2 separate regions of the Mus musculus genome follow, and region 1 is linked to region 2. Evidence: chromatin loops called from intact Hi-C (ENCODE). Cell type or tissue: gastrocnemius. All regions are shown on one strand. Each heading gives the region's core, and the rest is flanking DNA. Links, peaks and the distances in the headings are about the cores only.

Evidence for each region. A loop is a pair of places that touch in the nucleus more often than their neighbours do. Peaks named below come from ENCODE experiments on the same cell type or tissue, not always from the same donor. Only the 100,000 strongest peaks of a DNase experiment are listed, where the experiment ranks them.
Region 1: it touches region 2 in a loop (7-fold over the local background); 3 of 42 quality-filtered maps call a loop at or near these places.

The regions. Positions count from the first base shown.
Region 1 is chr16:13,107,478-13,110,333 of GRCm38, forward strand. Ercc4 (excision repair cross-complementing rodent repair deficiency, complementation group 4) reads left to right here and starts at 2,259. Exons shown (of 11, transcript NM_015769.2): 1 at 2,259-2,664. The coding sequence starts at 2,458. In gastrocnemius, for the core only: no CTCF peak of the experiment used is centred there; DNase peaks (open chromatin) are centred at 1,843 and 2,370; H3K4me3 peaks cover 1,276 bases; H3K27ac peaks cover 1,320 bases.
Region 2 is chr16:14,158,489-14,161,397 of GRCm38, forward strand. Marf1 (meiosis regulator and mRNA stability 1) reads right to left here and starts at 786. Exons shown (of 27, transcript NM_001081154.2): 1 at 656-786. Mir484 (microRNA 484) reads left to right here and starts at 1,138; the gene lies at 1,138-1,204. In gastrocnemius, for the core only: a CTCF peak has its summit at 1,486 (motif pointing left); DNase peaks (open chromatin) are centred at 953 and 1,475; H3K4me3 peaks cover 1,512 bases; H3K27ac peaks cover 1,843 bases.

The sequences.
Region 1 (2,856 bases), core at 357-2,856, 1.1 Mb before region 2:
TGAGATCAAACTCAGGTCAGCAGGCTTAGATGCCAAACATCTCTACCAGCTAAGCCATCATGACAGCTACCTTGTGTTCGAGATATGCTCTCTCACTGGCCCGGTCAGCAAGCCCCAGGGAGTGTCACTGTCTCCCAGGAACAAAGCTGCAGTCTCCAGTGCAATCTCTCGCCTGGATTCTAGGGACCACACACAGGTACCCAGGCTTTCACAGTAAGCGCTTCCTCCGCTGAGCTACACCCCTGTCACTCTGTATACGCCTGAATTTTCAATAAACCTTGACCTTCTAAAATAACCTCTCCCTCGAACGGTCCTATCTGCAGTTTTATTCATTTGCTTGCTTGTTTGTTTGTTTGGATAAGCGGAGAACTTCATCTTCAAAGTTCAGTGTGGTCAAAATAAGAAAAGCGTGTACATCCCTTTCCCATTATTGCTGCAACAAAGCACCATAAACACAGAGGTTTAAAATAACAAAAATGCAACGTCCCCCAACAGTGGGTTGTTGGGGGTGGCTGGGATACGTCTTGGCTTCCCAAGGGAGAACGCAGGAGTTCCTCAGCTCCTCAACGCTCTGTTCCTGGCACTTTCTACCTCATTCTGACCTTAGTTTCTCCTTCACAGTCCCCTTTGAAGCTAAGTCCCCTGCCTCTCCTTTGCCCCTAAGCACATCTTTATGATTATATTGGGCATACCTGGATAAGTCAATATCATTTCTCCATCTCAAGAGTTTAGCTCAATGACATCTGTGAAGTCTCCTTTGCCATGAAAAATAATAGGTTCTGGGAATTCAATCTTTGGGTTGCATTATTCTGCCTGCCACAACCTGGGAGGAATCACCCACACACCCACACACCCACCTCTGAATGTGTGCTGAGTAACTACTTACTGTACCCTGAACCAACGCTAAGAAACATACCATCCAGCTCTGTGGCCTTGCCTGATTATATAACCGGCTTGTTGAACTGCAGGCATTATCTCCTGGCTCCCAGACATGCTGCGCGGAAAGCGTCTGCAGGCATCTCTGTCCACTTCAGGAAGATGCAGAAATTATTAGATGCTCTTTTAACTGTGACTAGACAGAAGGAAAACGCTGGAAGAAGCAGAGGAGAGAGAGAAAACAAATCCACTTGCAGCGGCTGATGTGAAGGGAGATTGGTAAACGGGAAGGCAATGTAATGAAGGTCGAGCAAACTCAAATAAATGTGTCCTTTTTCTCCCACTAATCGTCCATTCGAGAAACGTACCTTGAGGGTTTGAGTGAACTTCTGTATGAACTAAGCTAGTGAAATGCTATGTTGCGTGCTGGTGGGAGGAGTGGGAGCCAACTAAACGTTCTCCAGTAACTAGACAAGTATATGCCTCCACATTACAGAAAACCCAGCCACATAAAGGACAGAGATTTAGGGAAAATTTGTGACGGAACTCAGGATCTACCACTAAGTTACATCCTAACACCCTTTATATTTGTGCTGGAGGTCTCCATCTCTAGCTCAGGCTGGCCTTGAATTTACTTCAACAAGTGAGATAGCCTGTCCCACCTGGAGAAACCAAAAATCTGGTTTCGAATCTTGGTTGTTTATTATTTCATATAATTAAGCAGGCAAGCAGCCGCACAAACTGAGCAGCGGCAGAGGGTAGGGGGCACGCAAAAGTATGTTGTTAACCATGGTTATTCCTGAGTAATGGAACAATCCTATTTTGCCTTCATTTGTATTTCGTATGGGCTGAAAATAAAGGGGAATGGAGAATTCTGAGAGAGAATGCCTCCTAGATTGCTTACCTGGAGGTTTTTTTAGGTAGTTACAAACACGACCCAAGATGTCCCTCTAGTGGAAGGAACGCGGCTGCAACTGGCACCTGATGGAGGCTTTGTAAAATAACTTACTGAGTTCAAGACCTTTGCAAACAAGAGACTGAAACTCATAAGGTATTGTGCTTATTAAAAATTTTCAAGGCGGGGAGGGGGAGGAATACTTGCAAAAGTAGAGACAAAACCCTCACACTAGGAAAACGATGTCGATTCTGGATGCACTTGGAATACTGACAGCAACATTCTGAACTGTCGGTATTGGAGGATTACGCGGATTAGACTTCTCTGTTTGCATTTTGTTAGTTTATGCCTAGGTCTAGAGAGCCAAAGGATGGGGAACCTAAACACACGCGCGCGCACGCGCGCTAACGCTTTCTGCGCCTCTCGGCTGAGTTCGGGTAGACCTGCCCTGGGCTCGGGCACATTCCGGCCACACTTGTCCCCGCCTCGATTCCTTTTCGGCTACAATCGGTTGGCTCTCTTGAACTCGGCTCCCTTCGGCTACATCCGGCCTCTCTCAGTCGGCCATTGCAGTTACATCTGTTCTGCGCTCCTTCGGCCCTGGCGTCTCTCCCTGCGTTCGGCCAGCGTTCGGCTGGACTCGGCTCTTTCCGTCAGCGTGCGGCCGCGGTCCCGGAAGGGCGCCCATGGAGCCAGGCCTGTCGGGCGAACGGCGGAGTATGGCGCCGCTGTTGGAGTACGAGAGGCAGCAGGTGCTGGAACTGCTCGACAGCGACGGGCTGGTGGTGTGTGCCCGCGGACTCGGCACCGACCGGCTCCTCTACCATTTCCTGCGGCTTCACTGCCACCCGGCCTGCCTGGTGCTGGTGCTCAACACGCAGCCGGCCGAGGAGGTGCGACTGCGGGATGGGTAGACCCAAGGGTTTGGGGGACATCCGATGCGAGATCGGCGCGGTAGGAACGCGGAGCTGTACGGTTGCAGGGACTCCGAGCCCATGCAGATCTTAAACAGGGCACGAAAGGGAATGAATTAAGATCCCAGGGGGGAGATGCGGGGCACCTACACAGTTCCAAGTCGCTGCGAA
Region 2 (2,909 bases), core at 124-2,623:
CTACCTTTTAACTAAAATGACTCTTTTTTCTCCAATAGAATATAAATTCCATAACAATATTGACTGTATGTGAATATACGGTATCCCAACCTTCCAACTCAACTGTGCCTCACAAATATCAATAAATGACCCTGGACAAATGTAGAGCTCACTGAAGGTGAAGAAAGACCATTTAGCTGACAATTTCCTTGTATGCAAAACAGAAAGATCCTGGAAAGTCCAAAAGATACTAGTGCAACTAGAAAGCACCACGTTCGTGCTAGAATTAATTGGGGAGGTGGCTGAAACTGAAACTGCATCCAAAGTGGCTATTAAAACAAAAACAAAAAAACAATAAGGGACTCAGCCACACAACTGTCCTTTTTCTCAACTTTCCAACTTTGCACATCCTGCGAAGGTTGCTACTGACACCTGGAGGGCCGGGGAGCGAGCAGGAAGACAAGCGCCAGCTGGGACTAAACGCCTCGGAAGAGACCGGGGGAGCACTGGAGAGCGACTTTTTCGCACGGCCCCTTCGGCAAGTCCCAGTCCCGGTCCTTCAATCCCAGAAGCATCAGTCTGAGGGGGGAAAAGGCGTCGTTTCCAGACCAGCTACGTTGCTGATCAGAGCATCCGGTACGCCCTAGTGGAGTCCCGGCACTGACAGAGGACTCACCTCAGCCACTAGCTCCTTCTTGGCTCACATTCCGACACCGCCGCCTACCCCCCACCCCCCCCAGGCCCTTTATTTTGATTCCCGACTCCGCAGCTCCCGCCGCCGCCGCCAAGCGCTCCCTCCACTTCCGCTTCCGCCCCGCCCCGCCCCTGTCGCAAAACCGATACGCTTCTCTACTACTAGCCCCGCCCCTCTCTCCGAGCCTCCCTGCCTCACCTCTTCCTCCATAATACCACACCCTTCCTCTGCTCCGCCCCCTATGGCCGCTCCCTTTCTCCGCCCATTCCCAGCCCGTCCCCACTCCGCCCAGTCGCTTCCTCCAGTAGCCCCGCCCATTCCCCCGTCCCTCCCTTCCCCTTTCTGGCTCCACCCCTCCCTGAGTCTCGCCCAGTCTTTTCTTTCGCCCCGCCCTCGCCTCCGCGTATTTCTCCGCGCAGGGCACGCTGGGAAGTGGGGGGGGCGGGGCCTCGCGGCCCTGCAGCCTCGTCAGGCTCAGTCCCCTCCCGATAAACCTCAAAATAGGGTCTTACCTAGGGGGCTGGCGGCGTATTTTTTTTAGCAGGAACCCCAGTTTAGGAGTTCTCACTACTGGTTTGATGACGCCATGTCGAACGGATCTTCCAGGCGAAGAACTAGGGAGCTTTTGTGATGGAGTCAAGGAAAGGCTTGCCAGATGGGATTTGTTAGGGTTCCGCTCTAAAAGGTCTTGGGAGCGAGGACTAAGGAGAGAAGATTAATGTGAAATAAAGTATTAATGCTCTGCCTCGTCACGTGATAACCCTTATTTTTACAAATTAAATCGTGCACGTTGCACTGCATCTTTTAGCGCAACCTAGTGGCCAGTGGAGAAAGAACAGTTAAACCTGCCAAATGGGCTTTTGGCAAAGTCCTCCCTACCTATAGCAGTTTCAGTGCTGATCAAGTACATGCAAAGACTGCTGCTGAATATTGACACCAACAGTTAAGAGTACATGATATCCTTACCCAGTTTTATTTTTTCTTTTCAGAGACAGTGTCTCACTTGTGTAGCCTTGGGTTGGCCTGGAACTTGCCCCGCAGACTATGCTGTACTCGAACTTGCAGTCCCTTGCTTTCTGAGTGCTAGGATTAAAGGAGTTTGTGTCACCTGGCAAACGTTTTGTTTTAATAAACCTAGTGCTTTGTAACCAATACTTTTCAGATGACAGGTTGGCCACGAAAAAGAAGATGCTAAAGTTATAAGAACTTTGTGAAATCAAAAATACTTCATGTTTTAAACAGATAAACTGTTCTGTATCCTCGCTACCCCTATCCCCAACCCCACTGAGCCTTGAAGGCTTCACTTTTACTTGACCTAAATATGAGTTGGGTTTTTTTGTTTGTTTTTCCAGACAGGGTTTCTCTGTGTGATAGCCCTGGTTGCCCTGGAACTCTCTGTACACTAGCCTCAAACTCAGAGATCTGCCTGCGGTTGCCTACAAGTTCAAGAAGTAAAAGCATAACCTTTATTTAGAACCATGCCTGGCTTAAATATGAGTTTTCAGGATTCCATAGGGGGAAAGATAATTTCTGAAATTTCTAGCTCTTTGCTGCTTTCTGTTACAAGTTAGGAAAAAAATATAATCTAAATGTAGGCACAGTATAGAATGTCCTAGCTGGTTATTACTTTAAAATAGTTATACTTAAAAGTCTGCCAGAAGCCGGGCAGTGGCGGCGCACGCCTTTAATCCCAGCACTTGGGAGGCAGAGACAGGCAGATTTCTGAGTTCGAGGCCAGCCTGGTCTACAAAGTGAGTTCCAGGACAGCCAGGGCTATACAGAGAAACCCTGTCTCGAAAAACAAAACAACAACAACAACAAAATTAAAAGCACTACCTACTATTTAATAAAAGTAGGTTTCAACTTTTTGCCAGAAGTAGTGGCACAGTTCCAGGGCAACTAGAACTGCACAAAGAGACCCTGTCTCATTAAAAAAAAAAAAAAAACCAACTTCCTTTTTTTTTCCTTTGCTCAGTAATAATCTTCACATTTATGAAACAAAGATAACAGAGATTTATTATTGGTGTTTCACTGGATACTTTGCATTTGATTCAACTCCCCAAAGACCTAAGTTACTAAACAGAGTTCTCCTCTACCACCCATGAGGACAGGATCAAAGGAAGAGAAGTCAAACTCTCAGCTTGGTCACAGCACAAAAGCTACAAACAAAATGAACAGAATTTTTTTTTAAAAAAAAAGAGCAAAGCCAACTACAGTAGCCCAGGACTTTGATCCC